2 separate regions of the Homo sapiens genome follow, and region 2 is linked to region 1. A link is a loop called in an ENCODE intact Hi-C map of the cell type or tissue named here. Cell type or tissue: chondrocyte. All regions are shown on one strand. Each heading gives the region's core, and the rest is flanking DNA. Links, peaks and the distances in the headings are about the cores only.

What was found. Hi-C counts contacts between places; a loop is a spot of excess contacts. Peaks named below come from ENCODE experiments on the same cell type or tissue, not always from the same donor. Only the 100,000 strongest peaks of a DNase experiment are listed, where the experiment ranks them.
Region 2: a loop joins it to region 1, with 3.0 times the contacts of the local background. A loop is called at or near these places in 2 of 110 quality-filtered maps.

The regions. Positions count from the first base shown.
Region 1 is chr3:66,248,034-66,260,685 of GRCh38, reverse strand. The region is part of intron 3 of SLC25A26 (solute carrier family 25 member 26); the gene reads right to left. Among named protein-coding and RNA genes, the nearest start is that of SLC25A26, 33 kb to the right of the region's middle. In chondrocyte, for the core only: CTCF peaks have their summits at 6,265 and 6,471 (motif pointing left); no DNase peak of the experiment used is centred there.
Region 2 is chr3:66,931,661-66,944,312 of GRCh38, reverse strand. The region is part of intron 1 of LOC105377144 (a long non-coding RNA gene); the gene reads left to right. Among named protein-coding and RNA genes, the nearest start is that of KBTBD8, 60 kb to the left of the region's middle. In chondrocyte, for the core only: a CTCF peak has its summit at 5,762 (motif pointing left); no DNase peak of the experiment used is centred there.

The DNA of each region.
Region 1 (12,652 bases), core at 1,844-9,843:
GACTGGGCACAGAACAGATATAAGCCCGAGCACCCCATGACAAGTGGGACAAAGACACCATGTGATGTGATTTTAGATGTCATGAAGTCAGCTAACACGGGCATATTGCCTCTAAAGCTAAGAAGTAACAATGCTTCATACCGATGCATTACAACAAAGGGTATGGTTATGTTAACAAAGGATTCATAACCTGAAGTTATTTTTCTACCAAAACTGACAAGATTTACAAAACGATATCATCTGATTTCCATTTCTTCATTCACTGAACATTTGAATGCTTCTTATGTATAAAGCTGTCTGTAACTTGGGCCAACATATTTTTCCACCCAGTCTCCCTTCAAACTTATCTAATTCAGTTCAAGAAATACATATGGAGCCAGATACCACACAAGCCACTCCATGATAAAGAAGACTAAGATGATGCCCTGGCTTCAAAGAACCCGCAAATACATATAAATAATTTCAATAAAACATGGCCAAAAGGGGGGTGGGGCGCATGGACAAAGATTATGGGAAATGTGGAGGAGGGGTATTTAGTCCAACCCCCAGATTCAGAGAAACTGCCCAAGATTACACCATTATAGAACCTTCTGGATGAGCCGGAATGAGCTGGCAAGAAAGGTGGAAAGGGCACAGTGGGAAGAATGAACAATAAAAGGAAGTACATAAATACAAAAGCAGGGTGTTCAGGGGAATCAGCGGCAGTCCCACCAACACAGTATTCCAAAGCTGGCAGCTGCCCACACCATTCCGTATTACCAAAGCAGCAAGTGCAAGGTCAGGAGTAATGACAAGTAAGACTGGACAGACAAGGCCCTGTATACCATGCTAAGGGGCTGAAACTTCATTCCATAGTCAGTGGGAACACTTGAAAAAGCTGAAGCAGAGGAATGACGTGTGCTTAGGGAGATCACTCTGGCTGCAATGCACAGGACAGCTGGAGGGTGGGGAGGAAGGCAAGAAGCAAAGGGGGACCACGAGCCAGAAGGCAAAAGATGGGTTACGAGACTGCTATAGCAGTTCTATAAAAGACATCTGGAAATGAATATGGCTCAGAGAAGGTCAAATCTGAGGAAAAAGGAGTAAAATGCACCGGACCTGGTCACTGACAGGAGGTTAAGGAGTGAAGAAGTAGGGAGACAGTAAGATGCTTCTGTTTCTGGTTTGGATAATAGGCATATGGTGGTCCCAAAACATGAGATTAGCAGTCCAGGGAAGAAGGGAGGTAAGTTCAGACTAGGCAAGGCTGAGTTGAAGTCTGGGGGACAGGTAAGGGGCTATGTCCAGTCAAGAAATGAATATATGGCTATAAAACTAGAAAGTAACTTTTTCTTGGATGTGAATACAGATATGGAAGTCATCAGCATACAGGTGATCGCTAAAACCAGATAGTAACACCCAAAGAGAGAACCAAAAAGGAAGATCAAAGCCAATAATGGAACCCTGGGAACATAAATTTCTAAAGAGCAAGCAACACTGGAAGGCGGTACATAATGTTGCAGGGCACACCTGCCTTCTCTGGCAGCCCAGCTTCCGACTCTCACGTGTGGGGGGCTTCCCAGTTAGGAAAAACAAAGGGAGTCAGTCTCTCCCCTCCTACCCTGGCAGGAGGACCACAATCAGGTGAGTTAGGTCTGGCTAATCAAACACTCCCGTCCAGGGGTCTGATTCTAGAGCTATGCTGGCAAATATGCAGGCCACTAGCCCATGCAGCTATGGAGCACTTGAAAAGTGGCTAGTACAACTGAGATGTTCTGTAAGTGTTAAAATGACAGATTTTGAAAACTTGGTATAAAAAATTAATGTAAAATATCCTGTTAATAATTAAAAAAAAAAAAAAAGAAAAGGAAAGAGAAGAAAAAAGAGAGAGATGAGGGCTCACTATGTTGCCCAGGCTAGCCCTGAACTCCTGGGCTCAGGCAATTCTCCCACCTTGGCCTCCTGAGTAGGTGGTGCCACCATGCCCAATTAATAATTATTTTACATTAATTATACAGTGAAATCTAAATACCATGGATGTGTGTGGTTTAATAAAATATGTTATTAAAATTCATCCCAGCAGATGTTTTCACCTTTTTTAATGTGGCTATTAGAAAATATAAAATTTCACCTGCATCTTACATTATATCTCCATTGAACAGTGCTGTTTGGAGCAAGCGGGAGAGCTGAACATTCATTTACAGAAATAATTGCTTTTTTAGATGCAAGTGCCAGGACCATGACTACAAATGACATTAAGTCACTTAAGTTATTTGGTGACAGGCAGTTCAAATTTTAGTCCAGAACTTCAAAGTGAACAAGATGCCAGGCTCTTCCTATCCTTCTACCCAGCCACCCAGCTTCCTGGCCTCTCATCCTGGGCATCCTGACTCTCAGATAAAAGACAGCTCTTACGTCCTCCAGCACCACCCTATCACACAACAGAGTTGAAGGCAAGGAGAACAGGCCTCCTCCCTTTTCTCAGATTTCCCCCGCAGACATCTCCTTGCATGTGTTGGCCAGAGTTGTGTGACATGGCCACCCCTTGTTAGGGAGGTGGAGGATATCTAGATCTAGCAAAGCGTTAGGAACATGAGACACAAACCAAATCAGTATTCTGTGGGCAAAGGAGAAGTGGAAGGCAACAGTGTCTGCCAATCTTCCAAAAAATATTCTTCATTCCATAAGTTAGCCAGGATCAATGTTGATGGCAAGCAACCAAGCACCCTACTTGATGTGCAAGGGGGCCAGAAGCCTCAAATGGAGACTGGCAGAGCAACGCATCAAGAGTCTCGAGCAGCGCACATATGAAGGTTTACAGAGTTCACCGGTATTGCTTCCATAGAGTGGCTGGGGTGGGAGATCCATTACGGTCAATTCATAAGGGATTGAGGGAGATGAGCAAGTGTACACTACCGTCGTGTGAAGATGGCTAGGTGTTAGGAGATGGATTCAGAGTTAAGAGGGCCACAGGGTCAAGGAATAGTGTGGTTTTAACACAGTCAATATTTGCACATACGATGGGGGAAAGTGCTATCAGCAAGAGAAAGGCTGATAATCTAGCAAAGAAGTGAAATAATACATGAAGACCCCACAGGAAATGAAAAAAGGTAGAGTCAGAGGCCCGAGCCCATGACTCTCCGTCTATGACTACCTCCCTTTACCAGGCCCATCCCTCAGCCTCGGGGTCACTCCTGCATCAAACCTGGATCTTTGGTTCAGGGCTCAACTCCAGGGAGGAATGAGCAGTGGTCTGGCTGAGGGTCTGCGGCCCTAGACTGTGGCCCCAGTTCTGCAAGTGAATTCCCAGGTGTTTCCCTGGCCTTCCAGAGTCTTTTCTTTTTTTTTAATTCATTTTAAAATGAAGAAAATTGACAAATAATAATGTATATATTTATGCAATTAGATGCATATATGTATAATTTTTCTTACTTGACTTGGACCAGAAATCTTTATGGTATCTTTTTAGGTCCTTATTTCTATAATTCTTAATTTTCCAAAATTATACCTTATCTAACCTCAAAAGATTCCCTCCCTCTGTATTCTTAATTCCCAAATAAGCTTTCTTATCTGACGTTTTTTACTTACTAGCTTACACCATATAGTTTGTGAAATATATTTCCTCTTCTACTAAATTGTAAGCACCCTGACAGCAAGAAGATGGTATGCACCAAACTTACTAATCAGCTGGTGTATTATTTTATGTTGAAAACAAATGAAACTAGCCAGGAGGAAATGAATCAGCAAAAAAATAATCATCAATTCCACAGAAATGACTTCTCCATACTTTAGAATTTACATATAAATATACATAGAAACAGGGTATCGTTCTGTCACTCAGACTACAGTAAGGTGGCATGGTCAAAGCTCACTGCAGCCTCAGTCCTGGGCCCAAGTGATCCTCCCATCTCAGCCTCTTGCGGAGCTGGGACTACGGGTGTGCCACCACACCCTGCTAATTTTTTCATCTTTTAGTAGAGAAAGGATCTTGCTATGTTGCCCAGGCTGGTCCCAAACTCCTGGCCTCAAATGATCCACCTGCCTCAACCTCCCAAAGCACTGGAATTACAAGCGAGAGCCACCATGTCCAGCCTAATTTTTTTTGTTTTGCCTCTACATATATTTATTGCCTATACATATACTTATGTAAAGAGTAGGGAAAAAACAGAGTAGAATTACAGGTGTTTCTTTTCTACCTACCTATATTTTCTAAATTCTCTACAATTCACATTTATTATTATTTCACAAGTTTTTAACATAATTTCAAAGGAAAAAAGTATTTATTATGGACCAAAGATTTTAAGTGAGGAAGAAAAATAAAATAAAAGGGCTAATTTAAAATATGCTTTTAGATGGCAACCTATCAGCCTTGATAAAAAGGACATATTATAAATTTAGTAGCAATAAATCCACAAAAACAGATTAAACAGCTTACCAGTAAGGCCTAAAATTGGGTATAAGTCCAACGAAACCTACATGAACCTAACAGGACAGCTCCCAGCATCTAAAACTCATTAAAGAACTGAAAATAAATAAATAAGAAAAAATAAGAGAAAGAAAAGGGTATACTAACTCCTTGTATTTTTCAATTCAAGAGGTCAAGAGTGAAATCCGACCCCAATATGTGAAGAAAATAGGAACTGTCTACTTCTGTGGTTTGGTATAAATATTTATGGAACTTCATGCTTCATAACCCTCCAAGTTCTTACTATTGTGTTTTTAGTTCTTAAAAATACAGATGCAGAAGAAAAACTTTGAAAAGCCTCTCCGATAAAAAATCAATCTAACTAGCTGAGGGGTACAAAGCACCCAGCATGGCTTCCTGACTTCTGCTGGGTGACAACTGTGGCATGAGAGATGCTACAAAGTAATGCTTCTGCTTCCTCCAGTACCTCCGGAGCCTTCCATTTGGTTTTCTATTAACTCTGATCCTTCTTAGATTTGAATTTGAGCTACAACAAAGTATTTCACTGCACAAGAACAAAAACATGTTACAGTATTATGGTTCTATGAAAGGAAACAGAATGTCATCTGTGGGTCTCTTGGTAAATCCATTCTGTAAAGCATTCTTTCCTTATAAATCTGAGGTTCAGTATGAATCCATGACACAGGAATGGTGGCATTTTCACTAAATCCAAGAATGTTTTAAATGTTAAAGTTCTATCTAAAAACAAGAACTACTAAGGTTTTCCATAAAGGAAAAAAAAAAAAAACATGCTCCCTCCATACTTTATCAAAATCAAAATGCAATGCTGGCCTCCTTAAATATGCCAAAATATGAAACCTTAGATTAAAATGTTGATTAAATCATGATGCTGCTACCAAGATTTTTCTTCCTTTGGCATAAATAAAATATTTTCTGTTGTTTTTAATTGACTGCTGCAGCTAAGGACTGAATGTTTCCTTTTGATATTTATTAAATGAAACACCAAGAACCAGGTGCACATGCATGCTGCCCCTGCTACTCAGGGAGGTGAAGACAGGAGGATAACTTGAGGTCACAAGTTTGGAGCCAGCCTAGGCCACCTATGAGATCCTGTCTCTTTAAACAAAAACAAAAACCCAAGATGCAAGACTACAAATCATAAAACTAAACATTTGAAAGGGAAAAAATTCCAGTGAACTTCGGCCTCACTTTAGGTACTGAGTGGAGGAAAAGAGAGATGGATGCTGCTAAAACCCCTGGTTCTTTCATTGCCACAGCCAAGTTCCCTTCCTTCAACACATCACCACCAGGGTTTTACAACTGCACCCTGTCCTCTAGTTCTGGAAATGCTCTTCAAAGTCCCTAAGTATCCCCAATAATACCTTTTATTAACATTACATCTTCTTCGCAACTATTTCAACATAGTTCACAAAAAAAATTCTGATTTAAGATTTTTCTCCAAGAAACTCCATCAACTACCTGCAAATATTCCTCTGATATTAGAAGCTAATTATGTCACCATTTTATATATAAATCAATCTGAGATCATAGAAGTTGCTGAAGGTCAGAGAGCTACTTAGCTCAGGAAGCATGGGTGAAACCCAAGTGTTCTGACTATCATCTCCAGAATTATTTTTCAATAAAGATGTCATACTTACACACATCTAATGCACTTAGAGGTTCAAGGTTTAATTTCAGCTAATGCTTCATGTTTCAACAGGCAACTCTATAACCAATTCAACAGAAATTTAACAATACACTGAACAGAGCCACTCAAAGCTTCATCGTATTCAAAGCAAAAGCTGCTTTGGACTTTCCAGAGCAAACTCAAAGTGGCAAATTAGTAAGACAGGGGGTCAGGGAGAGACCCCTGGAAACTATGAAGATTTTTGAAATGCAATTTGCTTACGTGTATTTCATTTCCACATTCTCTTTGTAATTCCCAAAATTCTCTTTAGAAAGCAGGTTTCCAATTAAGAATATTTTACATCTCTTTCTATACCATCATTTAAAAAATCAAAAACCTCTACAACAGTTCATTTGTGTGTCAAGTCTGCCATCTTCTGTTGATAAATGGAATTACAGCTGTTGACAAAACCAATTTACAAATCCTAACTTACACTCCTTAGATTTTAATTTTTACCTACTTGCATTGGGACCTATGTTCATCAAACCTTTCCCCCTTATAAGACTCTTTCCAATCACGCAAATAAGTTCAATCGTTGTAGGTATTAGTCTTCCCTCGCCTGACAAGACTGCTGTCACGGGTAATACAGACTACACAAGGAAGTCTTCTCAAAGAAAATAACTCTATCAACACTTAGTCCCTGTGTCTACAATTTGTTCACAGAATTTTATACAACCCAAAAGATAAGCCTCAAATGGCTTTTTTGCTTTTGTATTTTTCCATAACAGAAATGAGCCATGATTTCACAGGAGGTGACAAACATCCCATGGATGGATTTATAGATTCCCACCAATACAAAAATCTGAACGTTGAGGAGGTGGCAATGGTGACTGTATTTGCTTCCTACTGCTGCTCTGACAAATCACCACACATTTAGTGGCTTAAAACATAAGCTTATTATCTATAATTCTGAAGGTATGAATTCCAAAATGGGTCTTCCTGAGCTAAGACCGAGAGATGTCAGTCAGGCAGTATGCCTTCTGGAAGCTGCAAGGGAATGTTGACTTCCTGCTTTCTAGGGCTCCCCTGCACTCCTTGGTTTGTGGCCCCTCGCTCTATCTTTGGACCAGCAGTATACCATCTTCAGCTCTCTGACCCCCGCTCCCCTCTCCTAAGGACCCTACTGATTAGACTGGGCCCACGTGGATAATCCAGAAAACTCTTTCCACCTCAACATTTTTTTTTTTTTTTTGAGATGGAGTCTCACTCTGTCACCCAGGCTGGAGTGCAGTGGCGCGATCTGCAAGCTCCACCTCCCAAGTTCACCCCATTCTCCTGCCTCAGCCTCCCGAGTAGCTGGGACTACAGGCGTCCACCACCATGCCCGACTAACTTTTTTTTGCTTTTTTTTTTAGAGACAAGCTTTCACCGTGTTAGCCAGGACGGTCTTGATCTCCTGACCTCACGATCCGCCCGCCTTAGCCTCCCAAAGTGCTGGGATTACAGGCATGAGCCACTGCGCCCGGCCCCCATCTCAACATTCTTAATATTATCTGCCAAATCTCTTTCCCGTGTGAAGAAACACATTCAGAGATTTGGGGACTAGGACATATTTATGGGGGGGGGGGGGCATTATTTTGCCTATCACAGTAACCAACGGCAAATTTTGGAACCTGACCTTTTAAGAAACCAGTGATGTGAATCCTTACTGCACAAGTAGTATACTTACCGCTACTTCTGCCATTTTTTAAATACTACATGAAAAAGAAAACAGAGGTGCTCCTGGAAGTATACAGAGAAATATTTATCTAATTACTTATTCTACAGTGGTGTTTTATTATTAGCTGGGAATAATAATAGCTGGGAAACTTGGAGCACATCACTAAACTTCTTTGAATTTCAATTTTTTCACCTTCTGAATAGATACCTTTCCCAAAACTAGGAAATTCTAAAAACGTGCCGCATTCAGCAACTTGTGTGAAATGGGGCTAGACCCAATGTTTATTCAATATTTTGTGTGTCAGATGCTAGGCTGGACACTTTGTTAAGTGCTGTATAATTTCATCCTTGTAAGAACTGTGACTGGGATGGCATTAATCCTATTTTTTCAAGATGAGGAAAAGAGCATTTCAGTGAAGGCAAGTAAATGGCCTACAGACAAATAAGTGGACAAGTCACAAATCTGACCCCGATCTGTGTAACTTGACAGCCCATGGTCCATACCTTGCTACCTCCCTACAGACATCCTCAAATACTCCCTAGTTATTTAACAGATGGATCCAACTTACTTATATGCTCCTCAAAAACGGGGATCAAATTTCTTATTCGGTGTCTCTTAGCACCTATTAATAGTATTAGCTATACAACTCAAATATTGAAAAGCACACAATCACAAACCAAAGCAAATAAGTGACAGTTGCATTTAATTCAAGAACCCTAATCTTAACAAGGCAATATTTTAGGAAATAAAGGTTTGTCACTGACAGAGTTCAGGCTCGCTTGGAAGTGGCCAATCCTAACCTCCTTTGGTATTTTGGTCCTTTGAGAGTAGTATTCAGTCTTTCCATTTACAATGCAGTGGCAATAACTGACCAAGTTACACTCCTGTGGCTCAGAATCGTTTCTTCAACTTCATCAACCTATATGAAAATCATACTGTGCCTATAAAGCTCAACTTAATTGTGTTCTATAAACTCATGCAGCTCTTAAATAAAAAGTTAACAGAGCTTCCCTTCCTTTTTGTCCACTAACTAAATAAAAAAATCAATGAAATATACTCTCCCAGGTCATGAATCAATACCATCTGAACTAACACTGCATACTATATTAGAAAAAGAAAATCCATACAACAGAAAACAATCTGAAATATGTTAGAAAAGGAACTCATCGAGAAACTGGGGGTGAGGATGCAGATGGGGTACAATGTTCCTTTCTACAGGCCTCACTGATAAATCTCTTCAGCACATTCATGCCTGTACTATAGATGAATAACTACAAGCAAGGTCATAACCACACACAGATAATGCCAAGCCAGGGGAAGCCCTGACCCTCCCGTTCTGACCCTCTCTCTCTTTCGTCTTCTTTCCCTCTCTGCGTGTTAGCTCAGACTCAGATGGCTGGGCCCACTGGCAAGATGGGGCATGCTTATTCAACTTAGCTCGGTAGACTCCATTGGAGAATTCAAGTAGGTGCACAACACACATAGACACAACAAACTAAAAGGCATCCATGATGAAAAACGCACTGAAGGATGTCGCTGGAAGGGCTCCTGAAAGAATGATCATCTTTCCACCAGCTCTACCTCTTTAACATCTCTTGAACTCACTCTCTCCCTCTGCATCCCTCTGCCCCAGCTGTGGTTCTCTCCTGGGGATTCCTTTAATAGTCTCCTTATCTCCACACAGCTGCCAGGGGACTTTCTTAAAATTACAAGTCTGATCAAAAAAGTCCCAACTCCTTACTATAGCAGGCAAGGCCCTATAGCTCTCAGCCCCTGCTTCGCCTCAGGGTGACCCTATCATACTGTGCTCCAAACATATGGAACTTAAAACTACCTAACAAGGTCTTTTCAGAACTCTAACACCCCTCCTTGCACCCACCCACCTAACAAACCATCCTATTCTAAATGCAAGATAATAAAATTGTACTATAACTGAGACTCCTGCTAAATCAGATTTTAGCTGCCCTGCCACAAACACAAAACAAAAAGACTAATTATGTTAAATGATGGATATGTTGACTTACTTCACTGTGGCAACCATTTTACTATCTATACGTATCCCACATTGTGTTGATACCTTAAATAGATGCACAATTTTTTTAATGAATTAAATTAAATGCAGCTTAAAGCCTGGCTATTCTGTGAGGCTTTTTCTGAATTAACACCCATCCATCTACCCCAGTCCGGAGAAAACCAACCCCTCCTTCCCTTCAGTCTCTCACTCTACCTTGTACAGATGACCCTCAATTTATGACAGGGTTATGTCCCAATAAACCCATCATAAGTTGAAAACGCATGTGATACCCCCCAACCTACGGAACATCATTGCTTTAGCCTTGCCTCCCTAAAATTGCTCAGAATACTTACACCAGCACAGCTGACTGGGACATGCACTGCCCACCATTGCCAGAGAGCATCTTATCACCTATCACTAGCCCGGAAAAGATCAAAATGCAAAATCTGAAATACAGTTTCTACTGAATGCATCTCACTCTTGCACCATTGTAAAGTCATTTAAGTAGAACCATCGTAAGTCACGGACCGTCTATAGTTCCTTTTCTTAAAAATGCCTGTAACACTTTAGTGCACTTACAGCAAGCCTCTAAAAGGCAGTATCTTATCCTGTCATTTCATCCTCAATGCCTGGAACGTATTAGGAACTTCAGATCTAAATCCACATCACTAGGTAAGGACCATAGAAGTGGTGAAGGAATCTAAGATGAGCTGAACAAAAGCAACCTATTACAAAAAAGAATCAAAGATGTACAAGTGAGGAAATAATACAAAATAAAAGGAGTCTGGAAAACAAACTGCTTTTTATATGGTTGAGATAATTTTTTGTGTAATTCTTATGGTTTAGGGTTGCTAAGAAGGAATTTAAAAGTCTGCCTGCCTTATGTATTTAATGCCCTGAAGGAAGACTCCCAGACACACTTTGAAAAAGTCAACAGACAGGAAAATAGGGTGAAAGGTCCCATAATACATGGATGTGCTTAGACACATCACACAAAAAAAGTGTTTGTTTGAGTGCACTCAGGTATCTGACAGTTCTGTTTCAGCTTCTGTGTTTCCTGGTAATAGTCATACACTATTGATGAACCTTCATTCATCTTTATATACAAGCAATTGCCATCATCAGCTACATTTCACTGTGGCTCAGGGCAGCCATGTTATCTTCTACTTCACCTATCCCCCACGACTCACTTATACAACTGTGCAGAGATGTGGCAAAATATTCCAGCTGCAAGGGAGAGATAATCTGTATTGATCGATGAATATTTCAAAAGCATGATTAATTCAAAAGATAAAATACATTTCAAAAGTTGTCAACCTTTCTTCTATTATCTTGCTCAGTGGTTCTTCTTAGAAAAGGCCAGTGAAGATCATGAAGAATACTACGTACTCATTTTTAAAGCATGATATTAAGTAGATAAACAAAACAGCTTAAGCCACAACTAGGGAAAAACTCAGTAAAATGTGCACCATGCTCTGGAGCTGAAAAACACCACACAGCATCTATGCGTCCAATCCTTTAACCAGTGGGAAAGCTGAATAAGAACATGTTTGCCCCATATGCTGATACCAAAGGAGACCCTGGAATGGACTGTGGTACAAAGGGGGTCCAACGGCCTTGTCAGTTACTAAAGGAGCTAAACCATAAAACAAGCTGCCTTTGCCTACGAGGCTCTATGACAGCATGGGCCTTGGAGAAAACCTCATTCTAACTCCAGTTAAATCCAAATCTACATGTCTGAGTTCATTGTCACACTCAAAAATAACCAGTTTATTAAACTAGCCTTTTTAGGTCTAAAATATGTCATTTTGAGGAGAACAGAAAGAATAACACATTTGATCTACAAGTGGTACACCACACCCAGTGTTGTGCACCTACTAAAATATTATGTAGGGAATTACTGAGCCAATTCAGTAAAAATATTTACTACTGGGGTGTAAGTTCAGATGTTTTATGTGCCTAGATCAGTGGCATTAAATATTGGTGAGTTGCACAATCATCTAGAGATTGTGTTTAAAATACAGGAACCCTAGTGTCATCTCCAAAAATCCCCATTTGTAACTAGCTACCTACGCAACTGATGGTGAAGTATGGGGAGATGCTCATCGGGCCTTCTTGGGGAAGTACTGTTAGAGGCTGTCAGAAAAACATTTACAAAACATGATATCATTTATTTCCTAGCTTTTTCAATCCCAAGTCAGAACAGGACCATAAAGGACACTTGAAAAGGACACTCTACCAGCATCTAAGTGTATGAGGACATGTACATGTCACCTATGAACATACATTACATTCACAGTGTTGCTGCTTTCAAGGGTGAAGAAATTTCAATGTTTTTTTCATTTCTGACAATATGAATAAAGACAAAAGTAGGATAAGATACAACACGTCAAATCTTAAAACCTTTGAAGAAAAGAAAATCACTACCATTAGAATGTTATAGCATATGTACCGTTAAAGTAAACCTGCCCCAACCTTTGATCTAATTACAGATTCTACTTCCCAAAGGGCTTTTTCTGTGTGTGATGAAAACTGAGCTGGAAAATTATTGAGGTAGAGATTTAGAGATTTGGCACAGCAATCTTCCTAATAAAAACGGCACAAGCAGGACCCCTCTTGCTATTGTTACATGTTAAATCTTATTTGACTGATTTTACTGTATTCTAAATTGCAAACATAAGGTAGAAGGTTGTAATTATAGTTTCACTGATTCATCATTAAGTTTTAATCAAGCTGTTGCTACAGGGAATGGTTATTATTTTGGCACTGTTCTTTTGTTTCTAAGTTTCCTTAATAGTTGCTACAAGAAAGTAACTGTGGCTATATTCAACACAAACAAAATATGTTATTGTTTCTAACCAATCTGTCTAACATAATAATCTATCA
Region 2 (12,652 bases), core at 2,602-10,601, 680 kb before region 1:
CCCCAAAGTCCGTTGTATCATTTTTGTGCCTTTGCGTCCTCATAGCTTAGCTCCCACTTTTGAATGAGAAGATATGTTTGATTTTCCATTTCTGAGTTACCTCACTTAGAATAATGGTTTCTAACTCTATCCAGGTCGCTGTGAATGACATTATTTCAATCCTTTTCATGGCTGAGTAGTATTCCATAGTATATATGTACCACATTTTCTTTATCCACTCATTGACTGAGGGGCATTTGGGCTGATTCCATACTTTTACAATTGTAAATTGTATATACCACACTTTTAAGTCCATTTATCCACTGATGGACACTTAGATTGATTCCATATCTTAGCATTTGTGAATAGTGCTGCAATAAAAATGGGAGTGCAGGTATCTCTTTGACGTACTGATTTCATTTCCTTTGTATATGTTGTCAGTAGTGGGATTGCCAGATCATGTGATAGTTCTATTTATAATTTTTTTAGTAACCTTCATGCTGTTTTCCATAATCCCTGTACTAATTTACATTCCTACCAAGAGTATGCAAGCATTCCCTTTTCTCCACGTCCTCACCAATATTTGTTATGTTTTGTCTTATTGTTAATAACCATTCTAACAGGTGTGATGTGATATTTCATTTTGGCTTTAATTTGCATTTAGCAGATGATTAGTGATATTAAGCATTTTTTCATATACCTGTTGGTCATTTGTGTGTCTTTTGAGAAACATCTATTCAGATCCTTTGCCTAGCTTAAAATCAGGTTACTTGTTTTCTTACTATCGAATTTATGTGTAAGTCTTTATATATTTTGGATATTAACCCCTTATCAGATGTATGATATTAAAATAGTTTCTCCCTTTCTATAGGTTGTCTCTTCACTCTGTTGATTGTTTCCCTGACTGTGCAGAAGATTTCTAGTTTGATGTAACCTCATGTATGCTTTTGTTGCCTGTGATTGTGGTCATATACAAACAAATCATGCCCAGTCCAAAGTCACAAAGCTTTTCTCCTATTTTTTGGTAGTTTTCTAGTTTCATGTTTTACATTTAAGTCTCCTATCAACTTTTAGTTGATTGTTGTATAACGTATGAAATAAGGGTCCAATTTTTGTCTTTTGCATGCATGTGGATATCCAGTTGTCCAAATACCATTTATTGAAGAGACTGTTCTTTCCCCATTACATGTTCTTGGCACCTTTGTCAAAAATCATTTATTTCTGGGCTCATGTATGATTGGTCTATGTATCTGTTTTTATGCCAGTACCATGATGTTTTGTTTATTATAGCTTTATAGTATTTTTCGAAGTCAGATAATGTGATGTCTCCAGCTGTGTTGTTTTTGCTCACAATTGCTTTGGCTGTTCAGAGTCTTTTGTGGTTCCCTATAAAAGTTAGAATTTTTTTCTGTGTCTGCGAAAAATGTCATTGAAATTTTGATAGGGATTGCATTAAATCCATAAGTCATTTGGGGAATATGAACATTTTAACAATGTTAATTCTTCTAGTCCATAAACACAGGGTATCTTTCCATTTATTTGTGTCTTTTTCAATTTCCTTCCTGAATGTTTTATAGTTTTCAGTGCACAGGTCTTTCACATCCTTGGCTAAATTTATTCCTAAGTATCTTTTTGTAGTTATTCCACAAAAAATATTGTTTTCTTGATTTATATTTTGGATGTTAGTTATTAGCATATAGAAATACGACTGATTTTCATATGTTGGTTTTGCATCCTGCAACTTTACTGAATTCATTTATTAGTTCTAATAGTTTTTTGTGGAGTCTTTAGGGGTTTTTTTACATATAAAATCCTGTTTTCTGAAAACAGGGACAATGTAACTTCTTCCCTTCTAATTTGGATGCGTTTTATGTCTTTCTCTTGCCTAATTGTTCTGGCTAGAACTTCCAATACTATGTTGAATAGAAGTTATAAGCCAGTTCTGTATCTGAAAAGTGGATATTTAACAACCTGGCGATGAAGCTATTCATGTCATATGAGATAACACCTTGTGAAAGTACTTCATGAAAACACAATGTGCTGTGATTATCATGAGCAGATGGCTTTGAGCATGGAAAAGCCAGTGGTTACATGGCGGTTCAGGTAACTCCTTTCATGGAGAACTCTTGGTCTAAGAGGTGCTGCTTAGGAAAAACAGAGAACCATTTGGAAAGCTCAAACCTCAATTTGACCTAATTGGCTATCTATGAGCTGTGATTTGAGGAAAGAGTTCCAAGGGAAGGCCACCATTACCATCCAAAATAAATTCCCCATCTGCATGCTGATCCTTTAGATAGGGCACTTTAAAGACTTCCTTCATACCTGAGACCACAGTATTCTAGATAAATTCATGCTTTGTAATTTAGTCCTTGCTTATACTCATATCTGTGTGTGTGTGTGTGTGTGTGTATCTTGAGCAAATGCCAAATTCATTTCTTGTATCAAATAGAATTTTCTGCTTGTAGTTATCTGATATATATTTTCTGCCAAAAACAAATTATCTATATTAAATGATATAGATATCTATATTATCTATATATAGATATGATATAGATATCTATATTATCTATATCTAGATATGATATAGATATCTAGATATGATATAGATATCTAGATATGATATAGATATCTAGATATCTAGATATGATATCTAGATATCTAGATATCTATATAATAGATAATTATATCTATATTAAATGATAGAAATTATAAGTTTAGCCTTTAATACTAAACAGTATATTTAGTGTAGAGTGTTGGGAGTTAACTATATAAAGGAGATATGTAAAGGTTTCCTTTTTCTTAGTACTTTATCCAGATAAATATCCTAATTCAGATTTTACCAATTAACAGCCCCAATTTTTTTTTACTTCATCTAACCCATAATAACATATTCAAATTTAATTTAGCTCAAAAATTTTTGTTGAATACCAGCCCATGACCAGTGTTAGGTGGCAAATAAGTAAGATGACATCCCCCAAAATAAGTGTGATGAGAATCCTATCTACTAAGAGAGACTCAAATGATGACTTAATAAATATGGAATCCCAAAAGTCCATAAAAACTAAATTATCAGGGCTATCATTATAAAGAAATCATCTTACTTAAAACTAATCTGTACTTCTTATAAAGCAAATTATGTAACCCTTGTATTTGTGAGTTGTTATGCTGATTTATTTTCAGGTCAAAATGTCGGGAAAAGGTTAAGTATGTAAGATTTTTTTGGAAGTTGTCTCCTCTTTATTCCTGTTCCTGCGACACTTTGCCCACACTTTAGCTATTGTACTTATCATATTGCACTGTAATTATTTGTTAAATAAATGTTTTAAATTATTTATCCAGTCTCCCCCACCAGACACTGAACTTCTCCAGGCCAGAGTCTGTGTTTCTTCTTTATGTTCATCTTTGTGTTGTAGAGAACAAGACATAAGATGTTTTCCTCCTTCACTGCTAGGTTCATGGCTGAGACTTCTACAAAAAAAAAAAAAAATACATATGAGCAAGTTTTATATGACGTGAGAGTTTTCAGAAATGAAGAACCAAAGAAACAGGAAAACTTGTGTATTTTTATACTTAGGTTTAATGAAGAGTAGACAGCCATACAGAAGTATGATTGGACAAAGGTATGATCTAATCGGAATTAACTGGGGGCAACTTGTAAGGCCTATTTGTTCAGATTCTTCTTGGCATCTCTATGTCTTCATTCCTTCCTCCAGATACAGGAAAGATGTCTCTGGAATGAGGGTCTTATGACCTACTTTAAAGAAAGATCAGATAATTCTTTTACGACCTGCTTCAGAGGAGAACTTTGGGAGGAGGTCAAAGAGAACTTCCTGCTTCTGCTTTTTTCTGAAACATCAAGAGGCCATATTTTGGAATGGCATGTCCTAAACTCTGTCCGTATCGATAGTATCTAGTACCGTACTTGGCACAAAAGAGGGCTCACTGAATTTTTATCAAATACATACTTCAAATGTTCTGTGCAGTTTCTGAGTTCCTATCTATCAGTAAGAGTTCAAATCATAATTCAGCTCTTTCTCACTACAAGGACAGATTCAAAATGCAAAGATTGTTTTCCCACTTCTTAAACCTGGATTAGGCTTTTGAATAAGAATTTGTTGGTTTATGTGTGTTGCATAGAATTATCGTACGTGAAAATAGAATTTTCCTCTGACAATATCTTCATATATTCAAAATGCAATGTCGATCTTACATCCATTTTATGTTTTCCTTGTGGTTCTTTTCTCATCTCTTTCTCAGCGTCCCATATGTATAATAATAGAAATCTTTTCTTATTCACCTTCATATGGCTTCCTGAAGCTTCACTGCCTTTAGGAGTACATTTATATTCAGAGGCTCCAATGGTAAATAATTTCAGCAGGATGAGGCTCTTTAGTCCTATTTTGTATCTAAACGGCATGCTCAACACTATCTTCAGCTATCTCTTGAGAATCCAATTTCCTAAGGTTATATGCCTGCAACTGAGTGGAAATTTTCAAAACCTAGAGTTCAAAGTTAAGTAGCAAATTCAAACAAAGCCCAAACAATCCAGCCTGAGACTGATTTGTGTGGCCATAAACAGCAACAAAATCTTCCAGTGGCTATCAATATACTAACTGTGATTATGGGTTAGCAAATTCATCCCACTCCTCTGGCTCTAAGCATTTGGAGGCTAAAACAGAATTTTTAGAGAATGTAACAGTCCTCACAACTAAAGCAACCAAAGAATGATAGCAGATATCCATGCAACTATTAGGTATCAAAACTGTAGGACACAATATTAGGAGAAATTAAGTTGCAATTCAAAACTCTGTTACTGAGACAGTACAGCTAATAGGGGAAACTTTGAGTCACTAGCTGCTAGCTAACTTGACCAACATGCCAAGGTCAGCTGTTGTTGTTGTTTTAACCTAAACCATTCTATTGTCCGTGAAATATGGAGATGAGGAAATAATCATGATTTCTTTTTTGGTAAATATATTGGAAATTTTTTTTAATGAAGTATGTAAAACACCCTTATGCTGCTGATTTCCTGAATTTTCTAGCTAAGAGCTCATTCTAAAGTTACTAACTGATCAAGGCACTTTGTATAATTTCTTAGAAGCACTCTCACTACCTACTGGATTTTAAAAATACTTTTTTGGAGAATCATACCTTTTTTCCTTGTGTTCTTAGGAAGCATATCTGCACGACTGTCTGTCATAGCTGAGGGACCTATAAGCTTTTTATTATCCACATCACTCTTAGGGATTATTAATCAATTCTCATGCATATGTTTTGTTGAAAACTCTCAGTGCTATAATGATAATGGGTTAATGGAGATGCTTATTTCTGGGTCATGCATAAAGTTAGAGCCAACACTGTCTGCCCTCCAGAGTAATCTTTGCAGATAAATACAGAAATTGTATGCCACAAGAAGCCAGTTTTCATTCCTGAAAATCCAGGATGAGATGTAAACCAAATGAATGTAAATGAATCCACTAATATCAACTTTCTCCAGTCCTACACCCCCTAGCCAACCCTTAAACTACAAACAAAACGGAGGCAAGAAAATAAAAACTCAGATAAAATAAATATTTAATAAGGAGATTGCATCAGAAGTTTGAACCATCTATATAATTAGAGATAGAAGAAAATATGCCATTGCTATAGTTCTTACCCTAGACATTACGGGTCTCGTTAGCTATTTCTCTCTGAAAGGAGCTTGACTTTAACTGTGCACAGCCCAAAGTCTTAGTTGGTCTTCTCGGCTCAAATGCTCCTGTGGAAAGGACTCTGCTGCCCTCTACTGTCAATAAAAACAGAAGCCACAAACAGAACTGACTTCAGCATCTGTGCATGAGACAATTGGAGTCCCAGCTCCCAGGAAGGCTAGACAAGTCAACATCCCTTCCTAGGGAGAAGGCCCTTGAAAGGATCCTTAAGCTGCAAGCGAATCCTCAACTTAGCTGCCAGATGCAGTCCCAATGTGGAGGTGCTAAGGCAGGTTTTGAAATTCCAAGGCCAAGAGATGAAACAGTCCATCAAAGTGGACTTTTTTTTTTTTTTTCTAATTGGTTATTCATTCATTACCCAAAAGGTTGGTTACAGGAAAACACAAAAATCTACTCCATTCATCTCTTCATTTATTTCCACTATAATATAAAGAGGGCATTGACAGAGACAGAGGACATGATACCAGTTTGTTTTTTGTTAGTTTGTTTAAACCTTAGCTCACTGCAGCCTCGAACCCCTGGGCTCAAGCAATCCTCCAGCCTCAGCCTCTGATGACAAATGTGCACCACTCCACCCGTCCCCAATTTAACTGCTCCAAAGAAAAATAAAGCACAAGAAAGATAGAGACACTGTCTACATAGATTGGATAGGGGATGTTCCTCTGAAGAGATCAAGAAGGAAAGGAATAAATAATCCTGAGAAAGGACATTCCTGGCAGAGGAAGAGCAACTGCAAAGGCCCTGTGTTAGGAACACGTTGGGGCTGTTTTAGGAAGAGTAAAGTTGGTAACTGAAGTGTAGTGACTGGGAAAGTAAGAATGAGGCTGGAAAAGGTCAAATTATGTCCAATAGACATATACTATGAGTCACATATACAATTTTAAACTTTCTAGTAGCCACATTTTAAAAAGTAAAAAGAAATCAGTGACATTAATTTTAATAACACATTTTATTTAACCCAATATATCCAAAATGGTTGTCATATGAATATGTAGCCAATATAAGAAATACTAATGAGGTAGTTTACTTTTTTTCTGTACTAAATCTTTCAAATTTGCAATGTATCTTACACTTATAGCACACCTCAGTTTGACCACTTGCAAAGCGCTCGACAGTCAAATGTAGCTATGGTTACATTTTTTAAAAAAAATTTTTGTCCTAGGTGCAGTTGAATATTTCAGTTCTTTTGTAGTTTAAGTCAATTTTATTACACTGTTAAAACAAACTAAACATGGCCTCCGTACTTCTATGTTTGAGTCCTTGTGGACAAACTGCAACCTAACTTAATAGATAGACAAGATTGAAACTCTAACTTATCAGTATGCTCCTCTAACAATTGCTGAGTCTTGGCCAATCCCAGCAGCCGTACTTCAACCACTCATACACTGCTGAGTGTTCAAACTGTGATCAAATAAGGCAAATCCTAAGCTGTAACCAATCCAGCTGTTTCTGTACCTCACCTCCAATTTCTGTTCGTCACTTCCGTTTTTCTTGTCTGTAAATTTGTTCTGACCACGAGGCATCCCTGGAGTCTCTCTGAATCTGCTGTGATTCTGGGGGCTGCCCGATTCACAAATCAATCATTGCTCAATTAAACTCCTTTAAATGTAATTTGGCTGAAGTTTTTCTTTTAACAACACATACTTTGGAAGTGACTCTTAGTGGTGATCACCAAATGATTTCAATTGAATTTTAGTGAAGAATAAATGAGCAAGAGACCAAGCAGCTCAAAGGAGGCTCCAGCTGGGCACGGTGGCTCACTCCTGTAATCCCAGCACTTTGGGAGGCTGAGGCAGGCAGATCACGAAGTCAGGAGTTTGAGACCAGCCTGGCCAACATAGTGAAACCCCATCTCTACTAAAAATACAAAAAATTAGCTGGGCATGGTGGCAGGCGCCTGTCATTCCAACTACTTGGGAGGCTGAGGCAGAAGAATCACTTGAACCGGGGAGGCAGAGGCTGCAGTGAGCCGAGGTTGCGCCACTGCACTCCAGCCCGGGCAACAGTGTGAGACTCCTTCTCAAAAAAAAAAAAAAAAAAAGGAGGGGAGGCTCCAAGTTCACTTGCAGTCAGCAAGTTGGGTTTTGTTTTACTTTGGGGAATAAAGTGAGTGGAGTTAAGTTAAATATGACCTTGGAAGGTCTAGATAGGAATTAATTCCACCTAGAGCTTAGTAGAGGGCATTTATGGAATGCTGAGGGGAGGGGGCCGGAGGTCAAATGTGAATGAGTGGGGTCCCCACCAACATGGACACAACACAAACACTGCTGCCCCTGCTTCAGCCAGCCCCATTCTCAGAGGCTGTGCGGTGCAGTCGTTAGGAGCTTGTGTGCCGGAACCTGATTCCTGGCTTTGACACTCAACAGCTATGTGACCTCAAGCAGCGTTCTCCAGCTTTTGTGCCTCAATTTTCTCATTTGCAATGCAAAGTAGCTGTGAGGATTAAGTGAATTAATGTCAAGTGTTCAGAACAGTGCCCGGTGTTTAATCAATGTGCAATAATGTTAGCTCTTCCTGTGGAGTATCTGTTGTCCACCACTGTAAAATCTTCTGGGGCCTACCTCTCAACCCAACCACCACTTGGTGACGATCCTACTGAAGGCTTCAGTAGGCTTTACCCAGGTACACTTGCACAGCCTTCCACTTGGGCCAGAGCCCTGTACCTTTTGCTTTCAGTCTTGTGGCTCTGTAGAAGCCACAGCATGGGATACCCTCGGGAACCGGCTTGGCACTCACAGTTTCTCATGCTAGAAATACAAAGGATTTAATCCAATAGACCATCTTTGACCTAGTGGAAAAGGAGACAAAAGACAAATGTCTCCCCTTGTGCCAGTAGATAGGCAGTTCTGAAGTGGGTTTTATGAGGTTCTCAGAAGGTCCAGTGGTATTAAGCACCAATTACCTACAGATGAGGCCAACACCTTGTATAAACTTTCCTTCCTTCCTGTTTCTCTCCTGCTATCCTGTACTTCTGCTTTCTGGGATCACATTCCCAAATAAACTACATGGAATCCAGCCTTCATCTCAGGCTCTGCTTTCAGAGGAACCCAAGATAAGACACTGTTTTTTTTTTTTATTTTCTTTGCTGTGTCTTTGAGAAATGCCTGCGCAGTTATTCATATAATATATCCATTACAGTATGGTCTTGTCCCTTTACTTGTCCTTATCTATGGTATCTCCAATTTCATTCCTTTTATTGGTTCCTTCCCTGGTAGTCTACAAACATCTGCAAACTCTCTGTGTCCTACAGAGACCTTCTCCATGAAGTCACAGCCCAGTTTCTTGAAAGAGGAGCCTGCACTCACTGCCTTCAGTGCTCATTCACTCCATCACCCACTGTGGTCTGGCATCCTTTGCCTCTGAAGCCATTCTTGTGATTGACCTGTTAAGTTACAATTCCAGTTACCTTAGAAGAAGTAAAGTAGAACTGCCAAGCTGTGGCAGGCAAGTTATTCAATATTGTGGAATGTATTCTGCAGAGAGCTTTGTGAATGACAGTAATAAATATGGTAACATTAATTAACATGTAATGAGCACTTATAATAGTCTAGGAATGATACTAAGTGCTTTACATGCATTCTTATTTAATCTTCAAAACAAGCCCATGAAGCATGAATTATTATTATTCCCACTTTGTAGTTGAGAAAATAGATTGAGAGTAAATCATCTGAAAACACACAGCTAGCTAGTGCAGAGCCAGGACTTAAATCTGGGTCTGTCTCCTGAGATGCTAAGCGCTTACTGAGCTCACTAAAACCCTCTTTAACTCTGACTCTATGTGCTTGACCCCAGCACTAACACTGTAGACCCCCACCGTGAGATACAGATTTTCTTTCATTAAAAACAGAAGTTAAAAGAATCGTATCATGTAGTGACAGAAAGTAAATTAGAGGTTGCCTAGGGCTTAAGGAGTGAGGGGAAAATGGAAAGTGACTGCTAATGGGTATAGGGTTTCATTTTGGGGTTATGAAAGTATTCCAAAATTGATTATGGTGTTAGTTGCACACCTGTAACTGTATGTATATGCTAAACACCACTGAACTGTACACTTCAAACAGATGAATTGCATAGTATGTGAATTACACCTCAATAAAGCTGTTACTAAAAGCGGGAGGAGATCCTATTAGAGGTATTTAGCTTATCTGACAACCAAATACAACACATATGCAGTGCAGGAAGCAGTGGATAACACCCTGCTATTTATCAAATTCACAGTCAGCTATTGTTCAAAAAGTGATGCTTGATTTTCACTTGCATGTACTTGTGGGATGCAGGATTTGGGGTTCCAAGAGGTGTTCCCTTTCAGACCATTGCCTATCAGGCACAGGGTCACTGAAAGCCATTAGCTAGAAAGCATGCAAGCAACTGCAGGTGCAACCAGACTCTTCTGATTTTTTTTTAAAAAAGGGAAGAAAGATCATGAACACCCTGAAAGTAGCACCAGATCATTTGAATGCCTACCAGTGACATTGATGGCATTAATTAGGGGACCACATCCAGATGTCTTAGGCTATTTTGATGACCACACTACCTCCCGACATAAGCTTATTGTCCTAAATTATTATTATTATTAATTTTTAAAAAAGGAGTTGAAGTGCTGTTTTGTTTCACCACCAGAATGCTGTTCTTTCCCTGACAGTAGATGTTGACTGTTGTGAAACCACATGTTGGGGAAGATGGCTTTGAGGTTTGAAAAATTTGGATTCAAAATGAACCTTGGTTCACTAGGGGAGGGGCATCAAGAAAAGAAAGATGACCAGCTGGGCAAGACCATTAACTATATGTTTCTGCTGACCCTATTACTTCAGGAACTTGATTAATTTCTCCCTAAACATCAGACCACAGGTGAATTGCCTAATTCTCCCCACCTGTGACCTTATTAACTCGTGATTGCTCAGAGGTACCTCTCTATCCTAAACTACTTCCCTGTATAACAATTTTCCCTTTTGCCCACAAAACAAGGGCATACAACAGTGCAGAGAGGCTCATGTCAATCTTGTGTGATTGATTGGGAATTTAGCTTTTGCCCAGCCCCCTCTTCTCTTCACCTCACAGAAGAGAATCCCAGAATTATAGGGGTTTTTTTTTCTCTTCTTACCCACTCCAGGGAGAAAGCCTCTCTAAATAGGGAAAGAATGCCTTGTAAATCTACATCATAAAGGGCCAGAGAAAGGGATAGAGGGGACATTTGGGGAGGGAAAAGCCTGATATTCTAGGGGAGGAGGGAGGACAAGGGACTGCAGGGGGAGGATGGGGCAAGGTAAGCAGAAGGGACAAGGAATTGAAGGGAGGCTGTGTAGTATTACTGAGCCTCTCCTATATTCCTGAGCTTTCACATATATGAACAAGGGGTTTGAGTTCACTGTATTTCCTTGGGTCATGAGTCTGTTATGTCTTTGCATGACACCCTGACCTGGGATGAACCACATGGCTCAGGGATATCATGGACATGTAGATTCTCCCTGGACGTGCCCACTAAGAGGACATCATAGATCTATTTTAAAATGTAGCTGGTGGTACATTTAGATGGTAAGCAGAGTGTTTTCCAATCCTGAGGATAAAGTATAAGCATGAGTTAAGCAAAGAGAACATCCAAAGAGCCATTCCAGTTTACTTAAAGGGAAGCAAATATTCTCACTGGTGTGCAAGAATCTGACTTTCTAGATCAGACCAGACTAGTAACAGCTTGCTTCCTAAAATGCTAACTAAATTGGTAAAACTTTTAGGATGGAGGTGGGATAAGTGGAAGGAGATATTTTGTTGGAGAAGAGTTTCAGATTCTTCATTACATATGAATTCTGTTACATTTTCTGTCCTTTTGTTAGATTTTCCATTAAGAAAATAGAGGAAAGAGCTCAGAACTTGGGGAGAGAGAAGGTCTGCGTACAGATCCTTCACTCACTTCCTAGCTGTGGGGCTATTCGTGGGCGAAAAAGAAAAAGATATTACCTGCCTTTCTTGTAGTATTATTTCTACGTTTAATTTATTTATTATATGTATTTACTATATATGAGTACCTATTATACATAAAAGAAAAAAGAAAAAGTAGCATCTATTGAGTATGCCTAAGTAAGGAATTTTAATTATCCTCATTTTATAGATACATAAGTTGGGTCTCAGAAAACTTATACGAGGTCAAATACCTAGGAAGTGGGAGGGCTAGGGTTCAAACCCAGTCTGTCTGCTTTCAAAGTGTCTTTCTTCTAGTGGTCAGTGTCCCTTTTATTAAGCAGTGAAGTAGTCTAGTTCTATAGTTCAGCAGATCTTCACTTGACAATTTCTTCTTTGTCTAGTGGAAGTTTGGTGTTATAATCAGGAGTACTGTCTCTTTAAACACAATTATTACAGTGTTCCATTTGCAATATATTTTCCAATAGCTGAGCTTTAACATCTTACTGAATTTTTCAAGGCTCTATACAATCTACAACTAGCTAAGACAGTTCTGATGAAAATTCAGATGGAGCTTTACCCATTTTATAGCATTTCATACCTGAAAATATACTCAGTCAACAATTGACTTTTCTTAAATTCAACTTGGATTTTCAATGGGAGTCAACTAACTGTGGAATAATCGTATATTTATACAAACTAATTTAGGAATTTCTTTGTTGCTCCTGTCCTTATTCTTTTCAGAAAGAAAAAGGAGCATCAGGAGAGAAAAATGTCCTTATTTGGTCCTTGATGACAACCTTCCTTTGTAGCCATATCTGTACACAAGTTTCACAAGTTAAGCATGAGATAAAACTGCTGATAAAAAAAAGGTTGATGATATTGTATCAGTTGCTGGGATATTATCTATCTACCAGCAGTTCAGCCTCAGTTAACAAGCAGACAAAGTTCAAGTTTCTTCCTCAGATAATTTAAATATTCCATTAAAAAGTGAAAACATTCTAATTTAAAGCCCCTGAAGATTTAAAAGAAGAAAAAGGAAGAAGGTGGAAAAACTTTAGAGGACAAGGAAG